Regions from separate parts of the Homo sapiens genome. Here all the other regions are linked to region 3. The links are chromatin contacts, found by Hi-C or POLR2A ChIA-PET in ENCODE. All regions are on one chromosome and are shown on one strand. The core of a region is the stretch at or near the end of the contact, and the rest is flanking DNA. Distances in the headings are between cores, read along the strand shown.

The links. Hi-C counts contacts between places; a loop is a spot of excess contacts on that map. ChIA-PET counts read pairs that join two places held with the same protein, here RNA polymerase II (POLR2A). Pooled maps may share reads with other maps.
Region 1: a loop to region 3 is called in a map of naive thymus-derived CD4-positive, alpha-beta T cell, with 11 times the contacts of the local background. The contact joins the promoter of TTC39C here to the promoter of ROCK1 in region 3. A Hi-C loop is called at or near these places in 1 of 168 maps with a recorded cell type or tissue (naive thymus-derived CD4-positive, alpha-beta T cell) and 10 of 50 pooled maps. POLR2A ChIA-PET finds 5 or more read pairs at or near these places in 1 of 52 experiments (BJ).
Region 2: a loop to region 3 is called in a pooled map, with 5 times the contacts of the local background. The contact joins the promoter of SLC35D4 here to the promoter of ROCK1 in region 3. A Hi-C loop is called at or near these places in 1 of 168 maps with a recorded cell type or tissue (ascending aorta) and 9 of 50 pooled maps. POLR2A ChIA-PET finds 5 or more read pairs at or near these places in 1 of 52 experiments (activated CD4-positive, alpha-beta T cell).
Region 4: a loop to region 3 is called in a map of CD4-positive, alpha-beta T cell, with 15 times the contacts of the local background. The contact joins the promoter of RMC1 here to the promoter of ROCK1 in region 3. A Hi-C loop is called at or near these places in 3 of 168 maps with a recorded cell type or tissue (CD4-positive, alpha-beta T cell, naive thymus-derived CD4-positive, alpha-beta T cell and sigmoid colon), 1 of 37 single-sample maps with no recorded cell type and 13 of 50 pooled maps.

Annotation. Positions count from the first base shown.
Region 1 is chr18:24,013,288-24,016,503 of GRCh38, forward strand. It overlaps TTC39C (tetratricopeptide repeat domain 39C), which reads left to right and starts at 1,467. Exons shown (of 14, transcript NM_001135993.2): 1 at 1,467-1,751. The coding sequence starts at 1,585. TTC39C-AS1 (TTC39C antisense RNA 1) reads right to left here and starts at 2,173. Exons shown (of 6, transcript NR_110796.1): 1 at 2,017-2,173. RefSeq lists silencers at 704-1,623, 1,704-1,883.
Region 2 is chr18:23,436,531-23,439,487 of GRCh38, forward strand. It overlaps SLC35D4 (solute carrier family 35 member D4), which reads right to left and starts at 1,431. Exons shown (of 15, transcript NM_032933.6): 1 at 1,251-1,431. The coding sequence starts at 1,322. RefSeq lists a silencer at 1,460-1,559.
Region 3 is chr18:21,109,946-21,113,169 of GRCh38, forward strand. It overlaps ROCK1 (Rho associated coiled-coil containing protein kinase 1), which reads right to left and starts at 1,868. Exons shown (of 33, transcript NM_005406.3): 1 at 873-1,868. The coding sequence starts at 965. RefSeq lists enhancers at 1,521-2,109, 1,763-2,057, 2,157-2,376, 2,407-2,466 and a silencer at 1,727-2,116.
Region 4 is chr18:23,502,213-23,505,209 of GRCh38, forward strand. It overlaps RMC1 (regulator of MON1-CCZ1), which reads left to right and starts at 1,299. Exons shown (of 20, transcript NM_013326.5): 1 at 1,299-1,508; 2 at 2,159-2,235. The coding sequence starts at 1,407. RefSeq lists a silencer at 1,011-1,660 and an enhancer at 1,911-2,010.

The sequences.
Region 1 (3,216 bases), core at 217-2,716, 2.9 Mb after region 3:
AAGAATTAGCATGGCTTTGCAACAGTTACACATGACACTTAAGGAGTGGCAGTAATTCTTATTACTCTAAAATTTCTATTTATAAAAGTTGAAAATCCTGTATGGATTTAGATATTCTTATAAGGGATGGTACAATTTACAAAATAAGTAAAAGCAACTTACATGACAAAATTATTTTGCATTTTTCTGTAATAACTTATTATATTGGTCCCATGATAATGGATGACATAATGTTTAAAATTCAGGAGTTATTTCTAAACCTGAGGATTGCTTTCATTTAAAAAAAATTCTGTTATAAATGTTTCAGCAAAGTTTCTTCAAGTTGAAATTAATAAACTACACTCTAAAAACGACAGCGACTCAAGGAAGGTTGTCCAATTTGGCATTAGAGCATAATCTTGATTGCAACACTACATTAAGGGATTTTGCTAAATTAGAGAAAAATAAATTTGTGGAAAAAACATAAAGATGATTTATGAATTGCTTGTCTCTAGAATATTAGGCATCCAGATATCACCAGCCCATCATCAGAACAGTGAGACTTCTGTGATAATGGTTAAATTCAGTCACTTTTGATGTTTTGCTGACATTTGGTCATATGAACGCCAAAGCTTTGCAAGAATAATTGGCAGTGTGAGAATAGAACACACTTTGGCAGCTGAATTTATAACTTTTAAATATTTGGGCACATGGCATATAGGCCTCCATTTCTCCTCCTGCCCCACTGCGCAAATGTTGGTGGCGGGCTGGAGTGGGTGGTACCGGGATCCGAGGGGCTCTGCCTTGCAGTCCCGCAGCGCGGGGCTCCGGGGAGCTGCGGGGCAGGTGCCAGAGACCCCGCCCCCGCCGCCCACCTCCTCGGGAATTGGCTGCCCTGGTCCTAGGGGGCGGCCCCAGGGTCGGGATGAAGTCTGGGGTCGCGGGCGCGGGCTGCGTGGGGTTTCAGTTACTCGTGGAGTTTCAGTTACTCGTGGACAAAGCGCCGCGCGCTAGCATAGCGGCCCGGGCGGAGTTCCCCTTCCCTTTCCCTTTCCTTCCACATCCGCACGCTCGTTCTCCCTCCGCGCCTTGCCCTCCTCCCGACTCCTGGGTCCGGCCCCTTCGGGGGAGGGTGGGGCGCTCGGGTCTCCGGGTCTCGCGTGCGTGTGTCCGAGCAGTCCTGGGCGGTGGGCGAAGGCGCGGCTTGGGGACCCGGGAGGGGCCGGGGCGCGGGGGCTGCAGGAAGTGGAGGCGGCCGCCGCTCGGGGACCGGCTTGGCGGGGTGAGAGACACCCGGAAACGGATTCCGCTTCGGGGCCCGCGCGAGTTGGGTGCTTCGGAGGGCGCGAGAGGAGCGGGCGGGTGCTGCTGAGTAATCCCCGCGGCGGCGGCCGGACGCCCACCTCCCACGCCGCGCCGCAGCCGGGCCGCGGCTCCTCCCTCCGCGGTCCTTCCCTCCTCTTCCCTCCCGTCTTCTCCCCTCCCCTCCCCTCCCCTCCCGGCTCCGCTTGGCTCCGGGCAGGTAGAGCCGGGCTCCGGGCGCGCGCGGGGCCGCAGCAGCTGCTCCCGATCTCGCCTCGGCCCAGCGCAGGGCCTCGCACGCCCATGGCCGGCTCGGAGCAGCAGCGGCCGCGGCGGCGGGACGACGGAGACTCGGACGCGGCAGCGGCGGCGGCGGCGCCCCTGCAGGACGCGGAGCTGGCCCTGGCCGGCATCAACATGCTGCTCAACAACGGCTTCAGGGAGTCGGACCAGCTTTTCAAACAATACAGGTGACCCACGCGTCCCCGATTCCCCAACCCTGCAGCGCGCACCTCGTGTCCGGCTCACGCGCCTCGACCTGCGGCCCCCGGGAGCCCCCTCCCCCTCCTGTCGGTCACCGATTCCGGTCCTCAGGTCTCCTCCCTGGCAAGATCAGCCAGAGGGAATGCGCCTCTGCCACATCTCCTCGTCCACCCCCTACCCCCGGCTCCGTTGTCCTTTCCCTCCCGGGACCCGCCGCGCGCCCGCCCCGCGCGCCCGCAGTCCCCCTCTCACTTTCTCCCAGCCTCGCCCTCCCACAGACGTGCCCGGTGCCGGTAGGCTCCTCTCTGCAGGGCAGCTGGCTTTGGGACCGGATGAGATTTGAGGCAGCAGCGAGCCTGGGACCCGGGCTTGTCGTGACTCTGGCTCGCGTGCTGCCCCGGCAGCCTTTGTGACACGGAGCCCTCCGGCTGCCTGCTCCTCGCGCCTCGCATGGCTCTGCAACATTGTGCAATTCCAGACGCTTTTATTGTTTGAAAACAGATACGCACAATTGCTTTGCCGTGCAGGAATTTAAAAATTTCAGCTCAACTCTGCCCACTCATCTCTCTGCCTTGTCTTCTGCAAACTCAGTCCTCAAAATGAGTTCCTGATGTCTTTCAAGCAGGCGTTATTTATTAAGAATTTTTCCAACGTAAATAAAGGAAGGAAGAAAATGGAGGGATTTTTAAAAAGTATGAGAATGGTAGGAAAACACGTGTGTTCAGTTAATTTTTTATTTGTCTTTTAAAAAATAAAGCGAAAGAACTGAAACCTGGTAGTTTTCCTGTGGGAGTGGAAGGAACCTTCATTTCTTTGGGGACCTGGAGTGTTTGTTCTCGGGTTGAGGAAGCAAGTTTGTGATTTGCCGTCTGATTGTTGACGAGCCTTAAGGACGTTGATTAGCAGCTTTCCCCAACACGTTTAAGGACCACATGCTTCACGCTATGGAGACCCTGTAGTTTGGTTGGAATGAGAGGACCAATGTACAACTGTGACCGGGAGACAGAGTCTGTAAGAATGAGAATGCCTAAAGTCTCAGACCTCAGAGAATGGTGGTTTCTACCCAGCAGAGCTTCCACCTTCTTAATGGCGAAGCAAGTATCTCACAACTGTGAACTTTTCACTAAAGCCCTTTTACTTTTAAATCGGTGATTTTTTCCCCCCTTTGGTCTGAAAGTAAAAACAACTTCGCTTTACTTAGAACATTTCATTTTTAAAGCATACAGGTCTGGTTTCAAGATGGAGTTTCATCAAAGGCTGTTGATGGGGGATTTAAAAGGTTTACTTGTCACACAATTTCTCTTTTGTAGTTTTTAAGAAGCCCTCAGGAAAAAAGGTGTGAATATTTCCTGTACCGTGCTATGATTCCTTTTTTAGACTACCAGTTTGTGTCGTATGAGAGAAGGATGGAGATAGTTGTAGAGTCAAATTTACCCTTTTTAGTTGATGATT
Region 2 (2,957 bases), core at 181-2,680, 2.3 Mb after region 3:
ACCTGTAATCTCAGCATTTTGGAAGGCTGAGGCATGCGGATCACCTGAGGTCAGGAGTTCGAGACCAGCCTGGACAACATGGTGAAACCCCGTCTCTACTAAAAATACAAAAATTAGCCCAGCGTGGTGGCGCACACCTGTAGCCCCAGCTACTCACGAGGCTGAGGCAGGAGAATCGCTTGAACCCAGGAGGCAGAGGTTGCAGTGAGCCGAGATCACGTCACTGCACTCCAGCCTGGGTGACAGAGCGAGACTCTATCTCAAAAAAATAAAAATAAAAATCAACTGGAGAAGGAAAGGGGGTTGGGGAGCATCCTCTGAATATATAAAGGCAGCCATTCATTGTAGGAGAGGAGGTAGAAGGAAATGCTGTTTGTCGATGGTTCTTTTCCAGAGAGGAAGAGAGGAGAAAGGAAGAGCGGGGAGCAGGTGGGGAGCCCGCAGTAAGACCCCACAGTGGGGCCAGGTGGTCTTGCACCCTGTATTCCCACTTTGGCTGGGGCCAGCCCAGAGTCCAGGCCAGCAGGTAATGCCCCAGCCATGCCCACTCGGTCCTATTGGATCCAACCTTTCCCTGCGTGGTACCAAACCTAAAGCCAGCTTCCCTCTCCTTGCAAAACAAAACCCCAAAGCTGGCACCACTGCTTCTCTGCCTCCTCACCAAAAGGTTTTCATGATGTCATGACATTAGTTTAAACCTAAAACTAAATGTATGTTTTATTTTAAAAAATAATAATTCCATGAAAAACTCCTGAAGTGCTTACAATGGAGACGTACAAAAAAATTGATTCGGGAATCAGCAGTGTGAGGGGGAGACGGCTTAATCTCTTCTATTTAAAGGCTTCTGGAACTTCACGGGGGCTCTGGGACAGGGGCGTGTTTAGAAAAAAGGCAGGATGTGTCAGATTTCTTCTGACTCTTCCTCCCCGGGGGAGCAGGAGCCAATTGCTTGCTTTCTCTTAAAACTAGTCCACACAGCCCCAAACCAAGTTCCCGGGAAATGGCCAGCCCAAAAATCCTGTTTCCCTGGAGATGTACCGTGCTTTACAGTGCAGGAAACGGGGACAGTACAGGCTGGCAAATCCTATTTCTGAAAGAGCATCCCACACACGGAGGAGGTTCGCTCTCCATCTCCATCGCCACCAGGAAGAATGAGGTAAAAAGCAGGAGGAGGCTCCGTTTGTCACGGGAAGATTCTCCGACTCAAACCTCCCACGTGCAATCGCTGCCTCCCGCGCCCGCCCCCTCACCTTGTTCGTGAGGTAAGAAGCCAGGTAGCAGGTACAAAAGGTGAGGCCGACCAGAGACCTCCTCACGCACATCTGTCAACTCGTCCCCTTCTCGGGGATCCACGGTGCCTGCCCAAATCCCCTGGCCGCCGCCCGACCCCCGCAGCAGCAGCAGCGGCAGCGGCAGCAGCCGCCCAGAGACGGCCACGTGGCTCCGAGCTCCGCCAATCAGCGCGGGGACCGCCCCCGGCGTCTGCCTTCTTAAAGGGGCCGCGCCCTCGAAGGACGGTCATTCTTCTTTTATTTTTTATTTTTTATTTTTTTATCTTCTTTTAAAGAGTAGAAAGTGGCAGAAGAGGAAAAAAGCATACCGCAGTTCACAATACCCCATCAGTGTTTAAAGAAAAATGTTCATCGCTATCTCTAAACTATGAGACCAAAATATTACCCGTGCTTCACTGAATTTTCCCAATTTTCTCCACTGAGTCTGTAGCGCTTTGGCAAATGACACAAAAAAGGTAACAGCAACAAATGTTCACTTAAAAGAGGGAAGGTGAAGGAAGAAGGAACTGGAATTGAGTATAGGTTTTTTGAGTTTTGTTTGTATTTAAAGTCATTCCATTCTCTTGACATTTCTATAAAATAAGAACCCTTTCCCAAGCACAGCCCCTATTCCTATTCCTATTCCTAGTCTATAGGGTGGAAAACTGGACTCATGAGGCTTCCGGCAAATGTTAGTAAACATGCAAGAAAACCTATTGATGGACTTGGACAATAGCAAAAAGTGCCAGTGTTCTCTGCCTGTAGAAACACACAGATTTTCAGAAACACCCACACACGGGGAAACCATCACTCTTAAGCCACAGCAAAAGTCCTCCTGGCTCTCGGTGCTGGAGCAGTGGATGGAAAACGACACACCAACCCTTATGTAATTTTTCTGTTTTTCAGAAGCATGCCTTGTTTCTCTCTGCTCCCTCCAGCATTGAGGGAGGGCTGACCTCGGCTTGTCCCCTTGAAGCCACTCCCCAGCCACCACTGTCTCATCGCAGTCCTTTGCCTCTGCTCACTTTTCCACAGGTCTCTTCCTGGGCCTGCTGGTTGGTCTGCAGAGGGGACCAACATAGAGATGGAGGTAGGCTGGTCACCCCTTCCCTCCCTTTTCTCCCACAGTCTCCTTCAAACCACTTGTACAGATGGGTATAGCTTTCTCTACCAAGACTGGATGATATGGTTTGGCTGTGTCCCCAAATCTCATCTTGAATGGTAGCTTTCATAATTCCCACATGTTATGGGAAGGACCTGGTGGCAGATAATTGAATCATGGGGGCAGTTTCCCCCATATTCGTCTCGTGGTAGTGAATAAGTCTCCCCAGAGCTGATGGTCTTATAAGGGGAAACCCCTTTCGCTTGGCTCTCATTTTTTCTCTCTTGCCTGCCACCATGTAAGACGTGCCTTTTGCCTTCCACCATGATTATGAAGCCTCCCCAGCCCCGTGGAACTGTGAGTCCATTAAACCTCTTTTTCTTTATAAATTACCAAGTCTCGGGTAAGTCTTTATCAGCAGCGTGAAAACAGACTAGTACACTGGGTTATTAAAAAGCAAAAATACAGAACAGGAAGAGAGGAGATGAAGCTTCAAATGCACTAAATTTTCCTCTCCATAGAAATAAAATCATGTAAGAAGTTAACACTTCACAAGGAGGCCCCTTCACAAGCCTACACTCGCT
Region 3 (3,224 bases), core at 618-3,117:
TTTTGTTTGGACCAAGAAATATTATATAACCCTTAGTTGTTCAGAAACTCTGAACAACTTTGATACATTTACAGAGGAAATGTATCAAACCTAAGAATTCCAATTATTTACAGATAACTGTATTATCAACCACTTAACTATTTTTAAAATGGGATTGTGGTTTTTCATGTCATAAAACCCTCTTTAGAATGTTTTACAAGTGACAATGTTAAGTGCCACACCACCAAAAAGACAGTTACAATAACTGTATGGTACGTACTTTTGTAACCAATAATACAATAAAATAAGTTAACACTGTAATTACCTATGACCAATTATCTTGGTTTTTTACAATAGTTTAGCAAAAAGTTCCTTCAAACTCAAATCACCTATGAAATTTTGGCTCAAAAATCACTTCCTCAATAGCAATTCTCCGTTATCATTTTCAAGGCTAAAAACTAAACCCCTAGGAGCTAAATCGCAAAAAGGAAAAAAAATGCAAAGTAGTCTTTCCAATTTAACTGTCAAACGGATCAGAAAGATTAACATTAATTACTACGATCGCCATTCAACAAACTGTATACATTGCAGTAACTCTGACGTGATAACTTTTTATAGGATGCCTGCAATAGCAGTTTGTAAGTATCTTTCGGGTACTCATGAACTGAGTCAGAATTAAAAGTTCAGAGTAGTTAGTACAGAGCCAGTCAAATGGCAAATAGGACCACACCATGAGATGTTAATGGTACTCCAAGATTCTTCAGGAAACAGAAATCTAGCATTTTCCAAGACGATTATGCACACCTGAGACTTTTGCAGCGAACCAGACTAATGCAAGAGGAAGGAAAGACATGCAAAACCCCAGACAAGCAAAAGAGAACAGCGCTACTCACCAGCAAACAATCCGAATTCACTTCCGATTTGGGATCCCGCAGCAGGTTGTCCATTTTTTCAAATCGAGTCTCAAAACTGTCCCCAGTCGACATGTTGCTGCTGCTGTGACAATGCCCTCTTACCAGCACCAGCAGCGGAAAGCAATTTCAACCAACTTCCTCCGCGGTGGGTTCGCAGCCGCGGGGCGGAGGAGCCGGAACCTCAGGGTCACCAGGTGCGCCCGGTTCCCCCGTCTTCCCCTCACTGAGGGGACCTCCGCTCTCCAGACCCCGGGCCGGGGGCAACAGCGACCCACAGCCGCTCGGACGCCCAAAGTCGCATCCCACCCGGCAGCCCCTCACGACAGCCGACAGCGCCGTCGCCACCAGCCTCGTCGCTCCGGCGAGGTGCTTCAGTCTAGCGGGCCCCGGCCGCCGTCGCCATGGAGGGGTCCCCGTCCCGAGATGGGCAGGAGCGGGTAGAGAAAGAGAAGCAGGGTGGAGACTCCCTCCGGGCAACAAGGGAGGGAGAAGAGGAAAGGCGAAAGCAAAGGGCGGGTGAGGAGCTGTGCCAGCTGCGGCCGCCGCTCGGGCCACGGGCCGGGCCCGCTCCGCTCAGAGGCGCTGTAGACGGTCTAGCCCCGCGTCCCCGGCTCTACTCGGCCCGGCCCGACGCACCGATCAGTCTCGGCCACGAGCTGGTCCACGCAGGACAGCCTCACTCTCCCATTTTGTCCCGTCGCTGCTGGGGCTGCTGCTACGGTGTCCGGTGGGGCAGGGCGAGGTCGATGCCCGATGGAGACTTAGCAGAGGAAAGGCTGGAGAGCGGGCGAAGAGGAAGACGATAGTTGGGTCCCGGCGGCTGCTGATGGGGGAGCTTCTGGGAGGGGCTGCGGTCCCAGCCGGGGAAAGGGCGAGTCGCGGCGGCGAATGCCTGGGGGGTGGGGCGAGGGGGGCTGAGAGGGACTAATATGTCCGCCTTCCTGTTCAAACAAACGGAGACCGCCGGGGCAGACTGCGCATGCGGGGCGCGGACGCTCGGAAGGGGAACCAGCCGGGACCCCGCGCGCGCGCGCGCACTCTGTCGCCTCCGCAGGGTGGGGTGGGGCGGGGCGGTGAGGTGGGCGGGGCCTTGCGGGCAGGCGGTGGAGAAGGCGGACCGCTGGGAGGAGCCGAGTGCGGGTAAGCAGCTGCCGGCAAGGTTCTCGCCTTGGCCGGCTCTGAGGAGCCATGCAGGGCTCTGGAGCGGCCTTGGAGGTCCGGACGGAGGCGGAGCTCTGGCTGCTTCTGATCGCTGTCCCGGCAGATGCCCCAGCTCTGTTTCCTCTGGGTTGCAGCCAGTCCAGAGACTTCTGACGAGGAGAGAGTGCTTGTTCTCCTTGTTGCTGTTAGGGTGGGGCAATAGGTTCTTTTTTAGGCAAGAAGCCTTTTCGTCGGCAGGTACCAGCATTGAGCACCAGTGGCGTTTGGTTTTCAGTGGTACTCCATGGACAGCCCTCCGCGAGCCCCGGCGTTGAACCCATTTACGATTCACTGGGAAAGTTCCGAAGCGCTGCAGCGCTCAGCCCTCCCACGCCAGGCGTGTGTGTCAGGGGAGCCATAAAATACTGACTCCGGAAGATACAGTCAATAGAAGTCAAGCTCAATTTAATTTTTTTAAAGGAAAATAATCTCGTAGAAAAAAATCAATATTTTTAAGTCGTTCGTGTTAGTTCTCATAACACCCCTACTGTAGTTCTCTCCTGGACGTGTAATGCTGCCGTTTCAATGTCAAAACATTCAGTGAAACTTAATTGTGATTTTTATCAGAACTAATGTAGGACATGAGAATAATGGGCATTTCTCCTAGTTCCGTTACTTCGTTGACTGTGGTGTGAGGAAAGGTGAAAGACTTGTCACTCACCCCCGCTGATAAAGTTATGTTCTTCACTGGTTTCAGCAGGAAATCTACCTTAATTTATTCCTCATCAAACTTTATTTTTGCTCAGAAGCCAAATTAAGGATCACTAGAAATAGAAAATGTGGATCTTTTACCCCATGATGGAAAATGCTACAGATGAACCAAAAAGCATCGGAGTAAAAAGCATCGTACAGCATCTGAACAGTCCACCAGCCTTACGATGTGAGTCAGAGGTTAGGAAAATCTTACACTGTTTGAAAAAATGTCTATTTCTATTTTCAATTTATTAAATACAAGAAATATTTAGATATAAAATCCACTATATATATCAAGATAGGACGTTCTTGGTTTATACAAAAATCATAACAAAGACAACTAGACAAACCAGGTATTTCATTAAATGCCTTTGCAGCGACTTTTCTTGGCTCCAGCATTTTAAGTCATGTGAATTAGACTTATTTTTAAGCATAGGG
Region 4 (2,997 bases), core at 49-2,548, 2.4 Mb after region 3:
GAATCACTTGAGGCCAGGAGTCTGAGACCAGCCTGGGCAACAGAGAACGCTGTCTCTACAAAGCATAATAATAAAAAAATGAGCCAGGTGTGGTGGCATGCACCCGTGGTCCCAGCTACTTGTGAGGCTGAGATGGGAGGTTGAGACTGCAGTGAGCCGTGTTCGCATCACTGCTCTCCAGCCTGGGCACAGAGACACTCTGTCTCTGAAACAAACAAAAAAAGAGGGGCTAACATGGTAAATTTCATGTTTCTTATCAAGTAAAAAGGCTTGCTGACCCACAATCTATATTAGGTTTCCCTGTTACTAGCAAGGAGTGAAGGATGTGCTATCCCAAAATATGTCCAAAAATTGGTATATTATTTTGAGCTAAAAACACCGGAGAAATTGTAGTTTCAGAAAGGGCTAGATGACCTGTCGTTTCCTACAGGGAATAAGCAGTAAAGATTCCTCTGGGAGTGGCACCCTCTCTGTACCCGGGTCAGAAAATAGCCCTTATCACCAGAGACTGGGAGTTGGGGCTGCAATGGACCTGAATAAATGAACTTCCCAAGTAACACTTACCTTCCACTAATTTTACACCCTCCCCAATATTTCTCCTAGTGACTCTCTTAGAAATGTATCGCCCCAGCCAGATGCCTTTTGTGCTTTCTTCTCAAATGCATCATTCTTTGTCTAAAAAGTATAAAAGCATCTTGCTGTGGCCACTTCTTCAGACCTCACTCTCTTTTGAAGGTCCCCATGAAAAACTAATAAAGTGTGTATGCTTTTCTTTTGTTTATCTGCCTCTTGTCAATTCGGTTTCTGGCTCCAGCGGAAGAGCCCGCAGAAGCGCTGAGGGGACTGGAGACGGTCTCTGGCGCCCCTACACCTGCTCAGTGAGCCTTCAGCCCCTTCTCCCTGACGAAGCTCCCAGAGGCTGGAACTCTGGCGCGGGAGGCACTTGGGAAATCCTCCCGAAAGCAAGGAGGAGCCTTTCCTAGACCGGGAGCGGTCCCACGCGGGGGTACAGGTTGGGGCAGGGGCGACCGAGCCGGGCACAGGAACTCGCAGCAGGGTAGGGTTGGCGGCTACGCCGCCCTCGGTCCGCGGGGAACCACGCGGGCTTCCGGGTCACGCCGCCGCGTTCCGACCGCCCTCGGGGAGAGGGGAGGAGCCTCCAGCGCCGGGCGGGGCGTGGTTAAGGCCGGTGGGCCCCACCGCAGCCAGACGCTGCCCGTTTAAGCGCAGAGGGCCGCGGGTCACGTGGTGGGCGGGGTGGGGGCGTGGCACCAGGAAGCGGCGTCCGCGCCGGGCCCAGAGCCGCAGCCGCAGCCGCCGCTACAGTCCGGGCCGGGCTCCACCGCGCATCCTGCTCCACTCTGGCGACCGCCCCCGGGGCCCCCGCCGCGGGCGCGGCGCCCGCCATGGGCGAGGAGGACTACTATCTGGAGCTGTGCGAGCGGCCGGTGCAGTTCGAGAAGGCGAACCCTGTCAACTGCGTCTTCTTCGATGAGGCCAACAAGCAGGTCCGGCGCGCCCGCGCTTCCTCCCCCGCGCGGCCCTGCCGGGGTCGTGGGCGCGCCAAGGCCGGTCCCGCGCGACCAGGCCCGAGCGTCCCCTCCTGTCCTGTCCCGTCCCGTCCCAGCGCGGGAGGCGGCGCGCGCTCCTTCCTTGTTGGGTGGGCTCAGCCGCGGCCAGGTGTCCTCGCAGGTGACCTCGGGGCTGGACCCCCGAGCCAGCTGCGCGGATGCAGTGGCCCCGTGGCCAGTGTCTCAATTGTTGGCGCGCCCGTCTTATCTAGGCTTCTTTTGTTGTGTTTGTCATTAGTTACACTCGTAGTCAAGGGTTTAGACGTCGAGATTTTCATTTTCCTTGAAATTTTGTAAAGGGGGAAAAGACTGTACTTCAGGCGTATCAGCGGCGCCGATGCGCGAACCGGTGTTAGAACTTGGAGCCTCGGGAACCCGACCCGGTGTCACGGTGGCATCCTTTTCGCTCTCTGCTCTTGGTTTTTAAAATTCACCTGAGCAGCCAAACATCTGTACCTTGATATGTGCCGTGTTACTTTAGTTGAACCCAGGGTGGTGTATAACAGAAATAATCGCTTGCGGGTTGGCTTCTGAGTTTAGATCCTTTCAGAGTTCAGGCTGTTAACCTTGCTGCTTTTCCCTCTCAGGTTTTTGCTGTTCGATCTGGTGGAGCTACTGGCGTGGTAGTTAAAGGCCCAGATGATAGGAATCCCATCTCATTTAGGTAATGGTATAGACACTTTCAGATCATTTTGTCATGTAAACAGAATGATGTTTTTCTAATTCAAATGGTTTTTTATAATTTTGTCATTTGGTCTGCCCTAAGAGGCCTGAAGTCTGTGTGCGCACATGGAATTCCTGTCTGTAGGGAGGGTCTTCGTGGCACTTACTAGCACCTCTTGTCAGAGTGGAATATCTGGAGCAGTTGATTTGGGAGCCAAATACTTCAAAAGTGGGGCAGCCACTTCCTAGCACTGGAAATTAACAAGTCAGCGTGATGATGTGCCCATTTCTGGTTTGTTCACAGAGGAGGGCGTTCATTTCTTTAGCCCAGGTCTTTCCAGAGTGGCAGGTGGAGGAGATTCATTGTTTCTCATGTAATAATACAAGAAAATCATGGCTTCCACTATACTTAAGGTGACTGCATAGTCCCAGTTCGCACTGTTGAACAGGTTTAATGATCAACAGCAGGGCCTTTCACTTTCAGAAGTGTCTCGATTTGGATGATAAGCTATCTGGCCACTGTAACACTGGTGCTTACAGAAGGTGAAAGTATAATGTAGGCCCTCAATTCAGTAGTGACTTAAAAAATTTTACTGTTGGTCTGTGTTAATGAGAAACTGTCCTTTTTTGAGAGGGAGCCTCCCTCTGTTCCCCAGGGTGGAGTGCAGTGGTGCGATCTTGGCTGACTGCAACCTCCGCCTCCCAGGTTCAAGTGATTCTCCTGCTTCAGCTTCCCAAGTAGCTGGGATTAGAGGCGCCCACC